Linked DNA regions of Homo sapiens: regions 1, 3 and 4 are each linked to region 2. A link is a contact called in ENCODE Hi-C or POLR2A ChIA-PET data. All regions are on one chromosome and are shown on one strand. The core of a region is the stretch at or near the end of the contact, and the rest is flanking DNA. Distances in the headings are between cores, read along the strand shown. Region 1 overlaps AMZ1 (archaelysin family metallopeptidase 1). Region 2 overlaps LFNG (LFNG O-fucosylpeptide 3-beta-N-acetylglucosaminyltransferase). Region 3 holds the start of SNX8 (sorting nexin 8). Region 4 overlaps GNA12 (G protein subunit alpha 12).

What was found. Hi-C counts contacts between places; a loop is a spot of excess contacts on that map. ChIA-PET counts read pairs that join two places held with the same protein, here RNA polymerase II (POLR2A). Pooled maps may share reads with other maps.
Region 1: a loop to region 2 is called in a map of B cell, with 3 times the contacts of the local background. The contact joins two enhancer-like sites. A Hi-C loop is called at or near these places in 1 of 168 maps with a recorded cell type or tissue (B cell) and 7 of 50 pooled maps. POLR2A ChIA-PET finds 5 or more read pairs at or near these places in 12 of 52 experiments (A549, B cell, CD4-positive, alpha-beta memory T cell and 9 more).
Region 3: a map of B cell shows a loop between it and region 2 (7-fold over the local background). The contact joins the promoter of SNX8 here to the enhancer-like site in region 2. A Hi-C loop is called at or near these places in 3 of 168 maps with a recorded cell type or tissue (B cell, CD4-positive, alpha-beta T cell and PC-9) and 5 of 50 pooled maps. POLR2A ChIA-PET finds 5 or more read pairs at or near these places in 5 of 52 experiments (B cell, H1, WTC11 and 2 more).
Region 4: a loop to region 2 is called in a pooled map, with 12 times the contacts of the local background. The contact joins two enhancer-like sites. A Hi-C loop is called at or near these places in 7 of 50 pooled maps. POLR2A ChIA-PET finds 5 or more read pairs at or near these places in 2 of 52 experiments (K562 and activated CD8-positive, alpha-beta memory T cell).

What each region holds. Positions count from the first base shown.
Region 1 is chr7:2,708,164-2,711,345 of GRCh38, reverse strand. It overlaps AMZ1 (archaelysin family metallopeptidase 1), which reads right to left. Exons shown (of 7, transcript NM_001384743.1): 4 at 2,630-2,758; 5 at 2,102-2,271; 6 at 1,530-1,706. Among named protein-coding and RNA genes, the nearest start is that of AMZ1, 22 kb to the right of the region's middle. RefSeq lists enhancers at 1-22, 663-712, 723-942, 1,088-1,783, 1,703-1,802 and a silencer at 1,383-1,542. Within about 2 kb of position 1,690, at least 4 of the 41 ENCODE cell types and tissues checked have a DNase peak (open chromatin) inside an H3K27ac peak, as active enhancers do; they include B cell and GM12878, where a contact is called at or near this core.
Region 2 is chr7:2,528,122-2,531,655 of GRCh38, reverse strand. LFNG (LFNG O-fucosylpeptide 3-beta-N-acetylglucosaminyltransferase) reads right to left here. Exons shown (of 8, transcript NM_001040167.2): 8 at 3,227-3,534. Among named protein-coding and RNA genes, the nearest start is that of MIR4648, 2.8 kb to the right of the region's middle. RefSeq lists enhancers at 1-363, 758-907, 1,339-2,312, 2,313-3,287 and silencers at 1,628-1,727, 2,248-2,307. Within about 2 kb of position 1,280, at least 23 of the 41 ENCODE cell types and tissues checked have a DNase peak (open chromatin) inside an H3K27ac peak, as active enhancers do; they include B cell, CD4-positive, alpha-beta T cell, GM12878 and 1 more, where a contact is called at or near this core.
Region 3 is chr7:2,312,912-2,316,069 of GRCh38, reverse strand. SNX8 (sorting nexin 8) reads left to right here and starts at 1,629. Exons shown (of 11, transcript NM_013321.4): 1 at 1,629-1,742. The coding sequence starts at 1,649. RefSeq lists enhancers at 524-1,024, 1,025-1,525 and silencers at 1,344-1,613, 1,714-1,953.
Region 4 is chr7:2,756,178-2,759,753 of GRCh38, reverse strand. The region is part of intron 2 of GNA12 (G protein subunit alpha 12); the gene reads left to right. It also overlaps a transcript of AMZ1 not described here. Among named protein-coding and RNA genes, the nearest start is that of AMZ1, 70 kb to the right of the region's middle. RefSeq lists an enhancer at 1,477-1,766. Within about 2 kb of position 1,398, at least 37 of the 41 ENCODE cell types and tissues checked have a DNase peak (open chromatin) inside an H3K27ac peak, as active enhancers do.

The sequences.
Region 1 (3,182 bases), core at 441-2,940, 180 kb before region 2:
AGGCATTTCACTGATTGCTGTCAGTGGACAGCAGTGACCTTTTCTGGCCAGGCCCTTGGTCAGCTCTCCAGCACCTCCCCAAGCCCTGGGACAGCAGGTGACCTCACATCCACACCACTGCCCTCCCTACAACAGCCAGGAGGGCCAGGCCACCCTGGAGTGCCTTTGCCCTGGCCCTCTTCCCTCCACAGCCTCAGGAGATGGTGCTCACGGAACGGAGAGAGCTCTGGGCAGGAGGAGGAGCTACACCCTCCAGCTCAGATCCAGGTGGATCCAGGCTATGCCAGGTCAGCACGTGTAGGGAGGGGCATACACTTTCTAAAAGTTCATGTCAGATGGTTGCACAAGACCCCAGGTGAAGGCATCAAATGAGAGCTCTCAACCCTTTCTGCAGACCAAGCTGCCCCTGTGCCTGTTACACAGCCTCAGGAAGGTACTAAGAGCTGCCCCTTGACGGGGCACAGCTGGCAGCAGCAACCTTTACAAGGCATCACCAGGTGCTGACCAGCCATCACGCCACCTGTACCCTCGGGAGATGCTCCTACCCTCAGCCATGGCTGCGCCTGGGTTCCCCCCAAGTCACAGGCTCTTCTCCTTACACTTGGAAAAGCTGTTTCCTCTGTGCCCCCTTCACCTTCCCTTGACTGCCAGAGTCTTCAGAGAGGATCCCTGCAGAGAGATTCCAGCACTGTGAGCTAGAAATGCCACGGCCTCTAGTTCAGTGTCACCCAGGACCCTGCAAGATACAGCTCCTCACTCTACCCCAGAAGGAAGGAGGGCCCAGCTAGGCCCTGCAGGGGATTCTGACAGGCTCGGTCCGGGAACCACACCCCCACTTGCCTCAACGGGCGGGAGGAGGATGCAGGGGCTTTCCAGCGCGGTTTCATTGACTGCTCTGGTGCCTGTACGCAGTGAGCACCTTATAACTGGTTGTAGTCCAAAGCTGGGTTTGAAGAAAAATTACCACCACCTGCCTTTGCACTCAGAACTCAGAGTAAAGCTTTTGAGCTTGCAAACAAATGTCCATGAATACGGACGAGCCCTTTGCTCGGCAACCCCACCCAGGCGACAGAGGGAGTTAGGAATGGAGGCCACCTCCAACAAGCCTTGTTGTGTCAGCTCCCACCTCCTCGCAAGGGGCCTGTGCCTCCTCTGAGCAGCAGTGACCCAAGTGTGGGTGACGGGAAAGCAAAGAGAAAGTTACCCTGGGAAGACCGTGCCACCCGCCGGCTGGGCTCCAATGCCAGCTCTTCCTGACAGAGGGAGAAAAGCCCTCGTCCCCACTCGACCCCGCTGCAACCTCCCAGTCACAGCCACCACACGCGGGCCCTGGCAGGACTCGATCTACTGCCAGTGAGATCCGGATGGAGCTCAACCCCAGCGCAGGTCCCAGGGCTCTGCACTGCCTGGAACCCGGCAGTTGACAAAGCCTGTGTGCGGTCCCCATGCCCTGCGTAGCCTCCAGGCGGCGCTCGCGGGCCTCCGGAGCGCAGGTCCCAGCAGCCGGGCAGCGCAACTCAGCCACTCACCTGGTACCTCTCGATGAGCCTGAAACCCAGGACATGCTGCAGCTTCCTCAGGCAGATGGGACAGAGGTCCAGGGGCCGCCGCAGGGCCTCGTCCAGGCTGAGCGCACCCTGCATGAGGCAGCGGAGCCAGCGGCAGTTCCCCAGGCCCAGAAGGTGGCAGAGCTCGTGGCACGTGACCTGGGGGGAAGGCCACCAAGCACCTTGCCTCACTGCCTTGCCCCTGCATCCGGCAGATCCCCAGGCAGCCCCAGCAGGACCAAAATGAGGACCTGGGTGAGGCCAGATGGCCGGGAGGTGGTCCAGGCGCCCTCCCCCTGCCCCAGGCGGCACAGGCCACTTTCAGGGCCCCAGGGGAAAGGTGAGTCAGGGTGGGAGGCCACACAGGATAGGGGCTTGGGGCTCTAATCCCTCCCCTGCTGCTTCATAGCTGTGTAGCCTTGCTTTCCTCATTCCATAGAGTTAGGGGTCCATCCACTTCACTGTGAGGATGGGGCAGTGTAACAGACCGAGGCACCAAGGGCTCAGACAGCACCCTCCTGTCCCCTCTTACCAGCCCCAGAGCCCCCACCCACCTTGCAGCACTGAACCATCCCCAGGGCACTGAAGCACAGGGCCCAGCCCCTGTCCTGCAGGGGGGCCTCGGGGCCGTCTGCTGCTGCCTCTACCAGGGCCAGATCAGGGGCGCTGGGCCCCGACTTCGGGAATTCCCCTGAGAACCGGGCGAAGCTGCAGACGCCCACTTCTGGAGAGAGATGGAGAGAAGGGCACTCTCAGGGGTCAGCCTTGGCTCTGGGGGGCCCACCGTCAAACCCACCTCATGCTCTCATGCAAGCTGGCCATGGCCCAAAGACATACCAGTCCTGGGAGGCCCTGTCCTGCCCACATGAAGTTGGGCCCTGGGGCAGACGCCACAGCTGAGGAACAGCCCCTATGCCATTCCTCAGGAGGAGCTGGAAGGGGCCATCTATTCCCATGCACAGGTGTTGACTTCCACCAGGAGGGTGCTTGAAGCAAAAGCAAAGAGGGTGCCCTGCAGCCACGGAGGCCACAGCCCCATGCCAGGCTACCCCCCACGCACAGCTGCTGGGGCCCCGGCTCACCGTGCCCTGGAAGGAACTTGCTGAAGGTGAAGCTCCAGGCCTCATGGGGGTACAGGTCAGACAGTGTGAGGCCCAGCACACACAGCGCGTCCCCTGGCTTGTTGTTCTTCAAGAAGGACAGGATGCCGTCTGCGGGGAGAGGGCCAGAGGATGGGGTCAGGAGGCAGCCGGGGACCCCCATCTTCCAGGCTCAGGCTGGCACCCCGTCATCCTCTTCCTCTGCCTGGGCCCTGCCCCTTCCCAAGTCAGGTGTGGGCCACCAGCGTTTGGTGTGACCTGAGGGCACACAGTACTGCATGATGTGGAGTGACAGCCAGGGCCATTTGGAGATCAGGACATGGTAAGTCAAAGGCCATGGACAGCCCAGTGGGGACGCTGGAGAGGCAGCCGGGCCAACAAGACTGGCGCTTGCAGCCCCAGGAAGGAGAAGCCACCTCAGCAGCTGAGCGACAGCCCCAGAGAGTCCACGTCTCAGCCCTGGGACCTGTGAGTCCCCACAGCCAAAGGGGCTGCAGATGATTAAAGATCTTGGGATGGAGGCGTTTTTCTGCAG
Region 2 (3,534 bases), core at 31-2,530:
GTGCAGCCACATCGGAGCGCGTGTGCTCCGAGTGTGATGGCCGCGTGGGCCGGTGCAGGGTGTGTGTGGGGATGGGGGTGTCTGATTGGTGCTGTGACCTGCGGCAGCACAGCCGCCTGCGTTGAGTGCCCACGGTGGGCTGGACATTGCACTAGGTGCTGACAGGACCGGCAGAGGTGGCCACTGCCCTCGTCCCCAGCCTGCACTCCTGGGCGAAGGCTGACGCTGAACAGGTACTTGTAAGAGTCGCCGAAGTGCGTGCCGGGAGGGTTCTGGGAAGAGGCAGCTGTGGGGCCTGAAGCCTAAATGTGGGGTGGGAGGCATCCAGGCTGCGGCTCCAGGCAGAGGGCACAGCCCGGCTGTGAGCCACCACGCCTGGCCCCAAGGGCCTTCCTGTGTGTCCAATTCTGGGCTCAGAAGCAGGGGGTCACCCTGCAGAATATCTAAGAAGGCTGAGGCTGTGTGGGCACATGGACCCAGCAGGGAACAAGACTTGCCCATTGTTCTGACAGACTCGAAGATGGATCTGGCCCTGGTCCCTGCTTTCCCTCTGACCCCAGGCCCACCCGGCAAGAATGGCTGAAGTCACATAGCAGCCTGGCCCTGGCCCCTCTGAGCCTGTGGAGAGCCCTAGTTGTCTGTGATTGGGGAGGGGGGATCAAGAGACCCAACTGCATTGCCTGCCCTCCTTCCCAGGCTTCCAGTCCTCCCAGTGGATCCCACCTCTGCACCTTTGCCCAGGCTGTGCTGAGACCTGGAAGGCCCCTTCTCTCCCTACTCCATCTTGACAAAGCCTTCCTGCTTCAGCTCAGAGGCACCTCTTCCAGGAAGTTGGCCCTGATGGCCCCAGTGGAAGGGAAGTTCCTTTCAACTGAGTGGGGAGGCGCCCCACCCTAGCAGCCCCTCCCAGACCCCAAGCAGCCTTGGGGCTCCCCAGGCACTCGCCTGGCAGAACGGAAGCAGGGGTGGCGGCTGAGGTCTGCCACCCTCGCTGAGCGCCCTGCAGCCCCTGTGGTTGCAGTTTTACTTGTTTTGAAAGCCCCATTAATGATCAGAAGTTTGGGAAAGGGGGCCTGGCTGGGCTAGACTGGGGGGACATGGAGCCCCAGGGACCAGCCAGGCCCCTTTCTGACCAGACCTCTAATCTGATGTGATGGCACCACTGGTGGGTGGGACACAGCTGTCCCCAGAATGTACCTGGGGGAGGAATGACTTCACCTCCCCTGCCGGGTGAGTCACCTTCTGGGGGGTGGGGGGGCGGTGGATGGAAGAGGTCAGGCTGCCTCATTCCCCTAAGACACTGCTGGGCCTGCTTCCCCTTTTGAGGGCAGAGAAACGTCCCTCCCTCAGCTTGGAAGAGGAAGGGGCCAGATGCGCTGTCCTGTGCACCTTCCAAAACACCCCCTGACCTCCAGCACCCGGGGACTGCATTTACCTTTGTTCCCATTTGTCAGATGGAGAGGTCGAGGCCTCGGGAGGAGCCGGGCTTCCTCCCCACCCCACTTCTTGCTCCTCTGCTCTCCCCGATGCCCACTTAGCCCCCACTCCCACCCCGCTCCACACACAGGGACATATGAACATTAATGGGGACTCCCCAAGCCCTGGCAGGGCCCCCACAGCTGTATCCATGGGTCTGTCCGACCCCTGGGTCCAGCCACACCTCTGCCCCCGGGGCCCCACCAGCTCTGTGGGGAGGCGATGCCAGCTGCAGGCGGGGACAGCGTCGGGGCCAGGGCAGAAGGCCCCAAGCCTCTGAGTCAGCCGGGCAGGAAGGAGGCCAGCAGCCTCTGCCCGCAGCCTGTTCCGTCACGACCCCCCCGCCCCACCCCAGAGTCTCAGCTTCCTCGTTCAGAAGAGGGGCCTATGCCGTCCTATGAGAAGTGGGTGGGCACATGGTGGGTGCTCAGGGAGGACCACAGCCACCCAGACGGGGGTCAGGCCACGTGACGGTGAGGGCCCTCCATCCTCCCGCCATCCCCATCACTGTCCACACCCCCCAGGCAGCTGCTCTGCTGACTCAGGACCGTCCAAGGCCAAGGTGGGGTCACAGCCCTGCCAGCCGCCCCCAAGGCCAGGGTAGCCCCCAGCCAGGCTTAGAGTAAGGGGGTCTCTGCAGGCCCATTCAGCACGTCAGCACTCTTCTGGAGGGGGCAGCGACGGGGGAGGGCAAGGCACCCCCCCATAGAGAGGCACTTTTCACAGTGTGTCGTCTCCTTGGAGCAGAGTGGGGGGTGCAGAGGCACCAGGAGGGGGACCTGGAGCCCTGGGGTCGGGGGAAGCAGGGTCAGGCCAGAGCAGGAACTTGCAAGGGGCGCGGCCAGGGCAGTGCCAGGCCAAGGGTGTAAGCCCCAGGGAAGGGGTGGGGGCTCATGGTGAAGAGGAAGTGAGCCGCCCCGGGGCTGCCAGGAGGGTGAGGGGAGGGAATCCCCGCAGAGGCTGCAGCACCCGTCCCCTACTCAGTCACCCTCAAAGGCTGGATTTGAGGAAGGAAAAGCACCGCAGAGCTGCTGTATTTAAAAAACAAGCGTCTGGATCTCTGCAGGGGCTGGGACCAGCTGCAGTGGGGGCTCCGGCACTGCTCCTGCTCTCCAGGACTCTTCCCACCACCCCTGAGCGGGGTCGGGGCCTGGGGCCACATCACAGGAGAGGGAGGTGCAGCATTACCAGCTGTGGGGCGGCCGGACCCACGGCCTGCCTGGCTTGGAGTCTGAGCGCCTCCCCAGCCCACCAGCATGGCTGCTGGACCTTGGGCATCAGCTGCTCCGTGCCTCAGTTTCCCCACCTGCAAAGTGAGGCGATGATGTGGACTCTGTGAGCTCGTGGCAGGAGTGAAGTTGGATAAGGAGGCCCCAGGCCCGGTCACAGGAGTCACTGTCCCTCCTGCAGGGGCTGGGCTCCCCAGTGGCCAGACCAGGCCAGAGCCTTGGGGTTGTGCTTTTGGCTGGGACCTAGAGCCCCCAGCATCCTAGACCTGTTCCTCCTGGAAGCACAGGGCTCACGCTCCAGCGACCACCCTGACCCTGGGTGGGCCGCACCTGTAGTCACCAGCAGGCAGCTATAGTGACGCCAGGTTTCGTTCCAAAATAGTTGTCTCTAAGCGTTTCCTATCTACCTGCTCCATGCGGTGCACCCAAGGCCAAGCCTCCCCTTCACCTGTGTGCCTCTCCTGACCCTGGCTGCCCTGGGGCTTAGGCCCCACCTCCAGCCAAGACCAGGACCCCCAGGATTGCTGCAAAGAGCACCTTTATTCACAGCAAAAGGACGTCACCATAGCAACAACACTTCAATTCCCTGAGAACTTTTCCCTTATCATTCGCTTTCCTAGCTATGTCTTTGCAAAGAGAAAAACAACAAGAAACACAGCCCACGGGACAGGTGAGCCATGCTGGGCCCAGCGGGGAGGTGGCAGCTACACAGGAGGAGGGCAGGGATGGGAGGTTCCAGATGCTGGAACGCATAAATACACAGAGTGCCAGACAGTCCCACTTCAGCTTTAAAAACAAAGATGACCCCGAGTTTGGCTTCTGTTTTTTC
Region 3 (3,158 bases), core at 380-2,879, 220 kb after region 2:
TGGGTGGGTAGATGAATGAATGCAGGATGCAGTGAGTGGGTGAGTGAGTGGGTGAATGAATGCAGGATGCAGTGAGTGTGGGTGAATGAATGTATGAAGAAGCAGTGAGTGAGTGAGTGGATGAATGAATGCAGGATGCAGTGAGTGAGTGAGTGGGTGGATGAATGAATGCAGGATGCAGTTAGTGAGTGAGTGAATGAATGCAGGATGCAGTTAGTGAGTGAGTGAATGAATGCAGGATGCAGTAAGTGAGTGAGTGGGTGAATGAATGAATGCAGGATGCAGTGAGTGAATGAATGAATGTAGGATGCAGTAAGTGAGTGAGTGGGTGAATGAATGAATGCAGGATGCAGTGAGTGAGTGACTGAATGAATGCAGAATGCAGTGAGTGGGTTGGTGAATGAATGAATGCAGGATGCAGTGCGTGAGTGGGTGAATGAATGTACGAAGAAGCAGTAAGTGAGTGAGTGAGTGAATGGATGAATGAATGCAGGATGCAGTGCATGAGTGAGTGGGTGGATGAATGAATGCAGGATGCAGTGAGTGAGTGGGTGAATGAACGTATGAAGAAGCAGTAAGTGAGTGAGTGAGTGAATGGATGAATGAATGCAGGATGCAGTGCATGAGTGAGTGGGTGGATGAATGAATGCAGGATGCAGTGAGTGAGTGGGTGAGTGGGTGAATGAATGCAGGATGCAATAAGTGAGTGAATGAGTGAATGCAGGATGCAGAGAGTGAGTGGGTGAGTGGGTGAATGAATGAATGCAGGATGCAGTGAGTGAGTGGGTGAGTGGGTGAATGAATGCAGGATGCAGTGCGTGAGTGGGTGAATGAATGAATGCAGGATGCAGTGAGTGAGTGGGTGAATGAATGAATGCAGGATGCAGTGAGTGAGTGGCTGGATGAATGAATGCAGGATGCAGTGAGTGAGTGGCTGGATGAATGCAGGATGCGGTGAGTGTGTGAGTGGATGAATGAATGTAGGATGCAGTGAGTGAGTGGGTGAATGAATGAATGCAGGATGCAGTGAGTGAGTGGGTGAATGAATGAATGCAGGATGCAGTGAGTGAGTGGGTGAATGATTGCAGGATGCAGTGAGTGAGTGAGTGGCTGGATGAATGCAGGATGCGGTGAGTGAGTGTGTGAGTGGATGAATGAATGTAGGATGCAGTGAGTGAGTGGGTGAATGAATGAATGCAGGATGCAGTGCGTGGGTGAGCGAATGAGTGGGTGAGTGGATGAATGAGGAAGTGCGAGTCAGAAAACCCCAGTGTAACCGGTGAATGAGCGAACAAGGGCGTGACTGGGCGAGGAGAGATGGGAGTGAATGAGGGTGCGGTGGGTGCAGGCTTGCGCCTGAGGTAGTGCACCTGCGAGTCCGGAGGTCCAACCTGAGGGGAGGTAACCTGCGCCACCAGCAGGCTCCGTGTCCACGTGGACGGGGAGGGGCATGTGGGCGTGGCTAGGCGGGTTGTAGGCGTGGCGAGGCCGGGCGAGGAGCGCGGCGGGCCCGCAGGGGCGGACTGTGGGCGTGGCGCGCGGGGGAGGGGGCGTGACCAGGCGGGGTGTGGGCGGGGCGAGGGCGCGGCGCGGCAGGGCTGCGCGGCCGGGTGGCGCGGGAGGAAGTCACGTGGGAGCGCGGGCTCACATGACTGGCCGCGCGATGGACCCGCTGCCCGCGGCTGCAGTCGGGGCGGCAGCTGAGGCGGAGGCTGACGAGGAGGCGGATCCCCCGGCGTCAGGTAGGGCGTGGGGCGGCGGTAGCCCCCACCTGCCCAGGGCGCGCGGCCCGACCACCCCCGGCGGACGGGGCTCAGCCGCCGCGCTTGGTCCCCGACTCGTTTCCTGCCCCCGCGCCCCGCGTTCGGCCCCACGCCCCAGTCCCTCGGAGGTCCCCCTGCCCTCCTGCGCGCCTGTCCTTTGGGGGTCCCCGTGCTCTCTCGCGCCTCCGTCCCTCGGGGTCCCCTGCCCTCCTGCGCCGGGAGAGCCCTGTCCAGGTTACAGCTGGCCGCGTTCCGAGGCGCTTTCCCGGGGCTCTCAGAGGCGTCCTCGGGGACAGTTTCCTCCTCGCCCCGTTCCTGGTGCCCTGCTCTTCTGCCCTGCCTGGTCACGCTGAGCGATGGCACTGGGGGCCACTTCCCCGGACTTGGGCGCCTTTCCTAGCCACATCCTCTCTCCCAAGCTCCTGTCGGTTGTGTGGTCTTGGGCCAGTAATTTCACCTCTCGGGACCTCTGTTTTCTCATCTGTGAACCGAATCTATAGATGTGTAGCTGCTTTTCTCTCTCTTTCAAGTGATCCTCCGCCTTAGCCTCCCAAAGTGCTGGGACTACGGGCGCGTGCAGTTACGCCCGGTAATTTTTTTTATTTTTGTAGAGATGGGATCTTGCTATGTTGTCCAGGCTGGTCTGGAGCTTCTGGCCTCAAGCGGTCCTCCTGCCTTGGCCTCCCAAAGTGCTGGGAGTACGGGCATGAGCCATCGTGCCTGGCCTGTATTTCTGTCTTTTTCTTTTTTCTTTTTCTTTTCTTTTCTTTTTTTTTTTTTTTTGAGACAGATTCTCACTGTCACTCAGGCTGGAGTGCAATGGTGCGATCTCGGCTCATTGCAACCTCCGCCTCCCGGGTTCAAGCGATTCTCCTGCCTCAGCCTCCTGAGTAGCTGGGATTACAGGCATCCACCATGACACTCGGCTAAATTTTGTATTTTTAGTAGAGACGGAGTTTCACCATGTTGGCCAGGCTGGTCTCGAACTCCTGACCTCAGGTGATCCAACCACCTCAGCTTCCCAGAGTGCTGGGATTACAGGCGTGAGCCACCGCGCCTGGCCTCTTGTATTTCTCTTTAAGGGATTTGGGTTAATGAGGCTAAACATGGCTGGGCACGGTGGCTCACGCTTGTAATCTCAGCACTTTGGGAGGCCGAGGCGGGCGGATCACGAGGTCAGGAGATCAAGACCATCCTGGCTAACACGGTGAAACCCTGTCTCTACTAAAAATACAAAAAAAATTAGCCAGGCGCGGTGGCGGGCGCCTGTAGTCCCAGCTACTCGGGAGGCTGAGGCAGGAGAATGGCGTGAACCCGGGAGGCAGAGCTTGTAGTGAGCCGAGATAGCGCCACTGCACTCCAGCCTGGGCGACAGAGCGAGACTCCGCCTCAAAA
Region 4 (3,576 bases), core at 149-2,648, 230 kb before region 2:
CTCTTTTGCTCTTTTTAAAATTCTGAAGTGTATACATCTCTCTCCTATCCTGTATGACTACAGAAGAGGGTCTGAAAAAATAGGCACAGCGTGAAACAGCATGAACAAACACCTCTGAACCTGCCACTCAGATGAAAAACATCAACAGTAATTCATAAACCCCATGTGAGCCACTACCGCCACCCCAGCGTCACCACTATTCTAGTATTTGGCTAATTATTCCTTTCCTTTTACTTGTCTTTTTACCACCTATTCCTAAACAGTAGTAACTTACCACTTGGGCATGTTATTTAACCACTTTGTCTCAGTCTTCCCATCTGTCACATGGACAGAACAGTAATAACACACCGTGAGTATTGTGAGAATGAAGGTGATATGGGGGAGGCCCTTAGAACAGTGCAGGCACATAGGAAGTGCAAGGTAGGTGTGAGTTCTTACAGCTAGCGCTTTGTTTCCTTTTGCCTGTGTTTTAACTTCATGTAAATAAGGACAGTATAACCATTTTATGACTTATTTCTTCAGCGTTATATTTTGAGATCCATCATGGGGTTTTTATTTTTATTTTATTTATTTATTTATTTATTTATTTATTTATTTATTTATTTATTTATTTTGAGACAGTGTTTTGCTCTGTGGCCCAGGGCTGAGTGCAATGGTGTAATCTCGGCTCATTGCAACCTCCGCCCCCTGGGTTCAAGTGATTCTCCTGCCTCAGCCTCCCCAGTAGCTGGGATTACAGGCGCCCACCACCACGCCCCGCTAGTTTTTGTATTTTTAGTAGAGACGGTGTTTCACCATATCAGGAGGCTGGTCTCGAACTCCTGACCTCAGGTGATCCACCTCGGCCTCCCAGAGCGCTGGGATTATAGGCATGAGCCACCGCGCCCAGCAGAGACCCATCATGTTGATACATGCGGTGATAACCCTCTCATATCCATTCTTCTGTGGTGTTCTATTAGATGAGTAAACTGCACTTGATTATCCACTGAACCAGAGGTGGGCACTGGTGGCTTCCAGCCTAGGGCTGTGACTCTGCTGTTAGGGGCACGCTGCTACACAGGCACCAACCTCTCTAGCACAGGGGTTCCTCCAAGTGTGCTGTGGGGGCCCCCGAGACCCTTTCAGGGGTTCCCCCAGGTTCCTTGAAAGGCTCCCCTGATTAGATCAGGCCCACCAAGATCACCTCCCTTTGGCTTAGCTGAAAGTCGCCCAATCACAGGAGATACGTTCCATCACACTCCAGCTTCCTCCCACGCTGCAGGGGAAGAAATTGCACAGGGCGTGTGTCATTGAGGCTCGTCTTAGAACCCTGACAGCACAGAACACATGAAACTGCTGAGACACTGTCTGCCCTTTACACCCTCTTTCATGTGCAAGCCTGCATTGGAGCTTTTCAGAGGCCACACGACGTATGAGGATGTCATCACTTGGATGGCGAATGAGATAAGTGTTTGCAGAGCCTTGTTTTCTTAAAGTGCTAGGATTACAGTGTGAGCCACTGCACCCGGCCCTAAAGCCTTGTTTTCTTAAAAGCTCTGAGTTTTCATTTCTAATACTGTAAGCATCGATAGTTGGGGAGATGTTGAGTTTTTGGGTTTTTGTCTTTGTTTAAGAATAGGATAGTAAAAATAGAGGGGCTTTCCATAAAGAGCCTGAAGCAACAGCTGCTGACTCATCCTGTTGGTTTTGAGTTAGGGAGTGACTCATCCCCAAGCAAGAGGTTTTCCAGACATTTATTAGGTCTGTAGAGCTTGTGTTCTGTGTTAACCAGGCAGCTACATTTGCAGGGGGAGGGAAGAATCATTCCTTATTATTGCTATTCTGATGTGGGGACAGCGAACAGGAGTCAGAGAACCACTAAGCTATTAAAGGAAAAAATATTTAAGCTGCCATTTAAAAAGTCAGGTTTGAAAAAACACATGTCTTCATTGACTCAGCAAGCGTTCAGTACGTACTAAGTGCAAGAGGTCCCTGGGGCTGAGAATGTGCAGGGAAGATGACATTTTCCTTTATGCTTCATGGTTATTTTGCCCTAAGAAGTACTAAAGGTTTTTTGTTGCTGGATGAAAAGATTACCACCAATTAGCAACTTAAAACGGCACAGATGTAATGATCTCCCAATGTGCTTGGGTCAGCAGCCTGGGCATCCAGAGTTCGCCACGTGCTCTGCTCGGAACCTCGCAGGCTGGTGCACCTGGCCGCGTTCCCATCTAAGGCTTGTCATCCTTTTTCAAGCTCACTGGTACTGGCAGAGTTCATTTCCTTGCAGTCCTCTGACTGATGTCCCATTTTCTTACTAGCTGGCAGCTCCTAGGGGTGCCCTCACTTCCTTGCCACGTGGCTCCTCCTCATAACACGGCTGTGTGCTTTCTTCTAGGTCAGCAGGAGAGCACCTCTTTTAAAAGGCCCACCTGACATGGCGAAACCCTGTCTCTACTAAAACTACAAAAAATTAGCCGGGCATGGTGGCGGGCGCTGCGGTCCCAGCTACTTGGGAGGCTGAGGCAGGAGAATGGCGTGAACCCGGGAGGCAGAGCTTGCAGTGAGCCAAGATCGTGCCACTACACTCCAGCCTGGGTGACAGAGCAAGACTCCGTCTCAAAAAAAAAAAAAAAAAAAAAAAAGGCCCACCTGATTAGATCGGGCCTGCCAAGGTCACCTCCTTTTTTCCCCCGCCTTGGGACAGAGTATCGCTCTGTTGCCCAGACTGGAGTGCCACTGGCACAATCACGGTTCACTGCAGCCTCGAACTCCCCAGCTCAAGAGAACCTTCCACTTCAGCCTCCTGAGTAGCTGGAACTACAGGCATGTGCCACCACACCCGGCTACTTTTTAAATTTTTAATAGAGATGAGGTCTCACTGTGTTACCCAGACCAACCTCAAATGGCCTGGGCTCAAGGGATCCTCCCACCTTGGCATGAGCCACCATACCTGGCCCAAGAGCACCTCCTCTTTGACTAACTTAAAGTAACCAAATCACAAAAGTGATGTTCCATCATATTCTCAGGTCCCTTCCACACTCCAGGGAAAGACAGGGGCGTCTGTCATCGAGGCTCATCTTAGAATTCTGACAGCACAGAAATCTTTTCCTAACCCAAGATCACACAGATCCTCTCCTATGTTTTTGTTTGTTTGTTTGTTTGTTTGAGACAGGGTCTCACTCAGGCTGTAGTGCAGTGGCACGATTGTGGCTCACTGCAGCCTCGACCTCCCGGGCTCAAGAGATCTTCCTGCCTCAGCCTCCTGAGTAGCTGGGACTATAGGCGTGTGCCACCACACCTGACTAATTTTTAAAAATTTTTTGCAGAGATGAGGTCTCACTCTATTGCCCAGGCTGGTCTTGAACTCGTAGGATTATAAATGTGAGCCACCATACCTGACATCCTATGTTTTTTTCAGTCTAGTTTTAGTGATCCAGTTTGAATTAGATTTATATAGGACATAGTTAGAATCAATGTCCTTTTTTGATTTTCTGATCCTCCAAATGAGAGTTTTTTTTAAGTTATGTGCAGATCACCAGTTTTTCCAGCACCATTTGTTGAAAACTTTTCCTTTCCTCATTTGAGTTGCCTTGT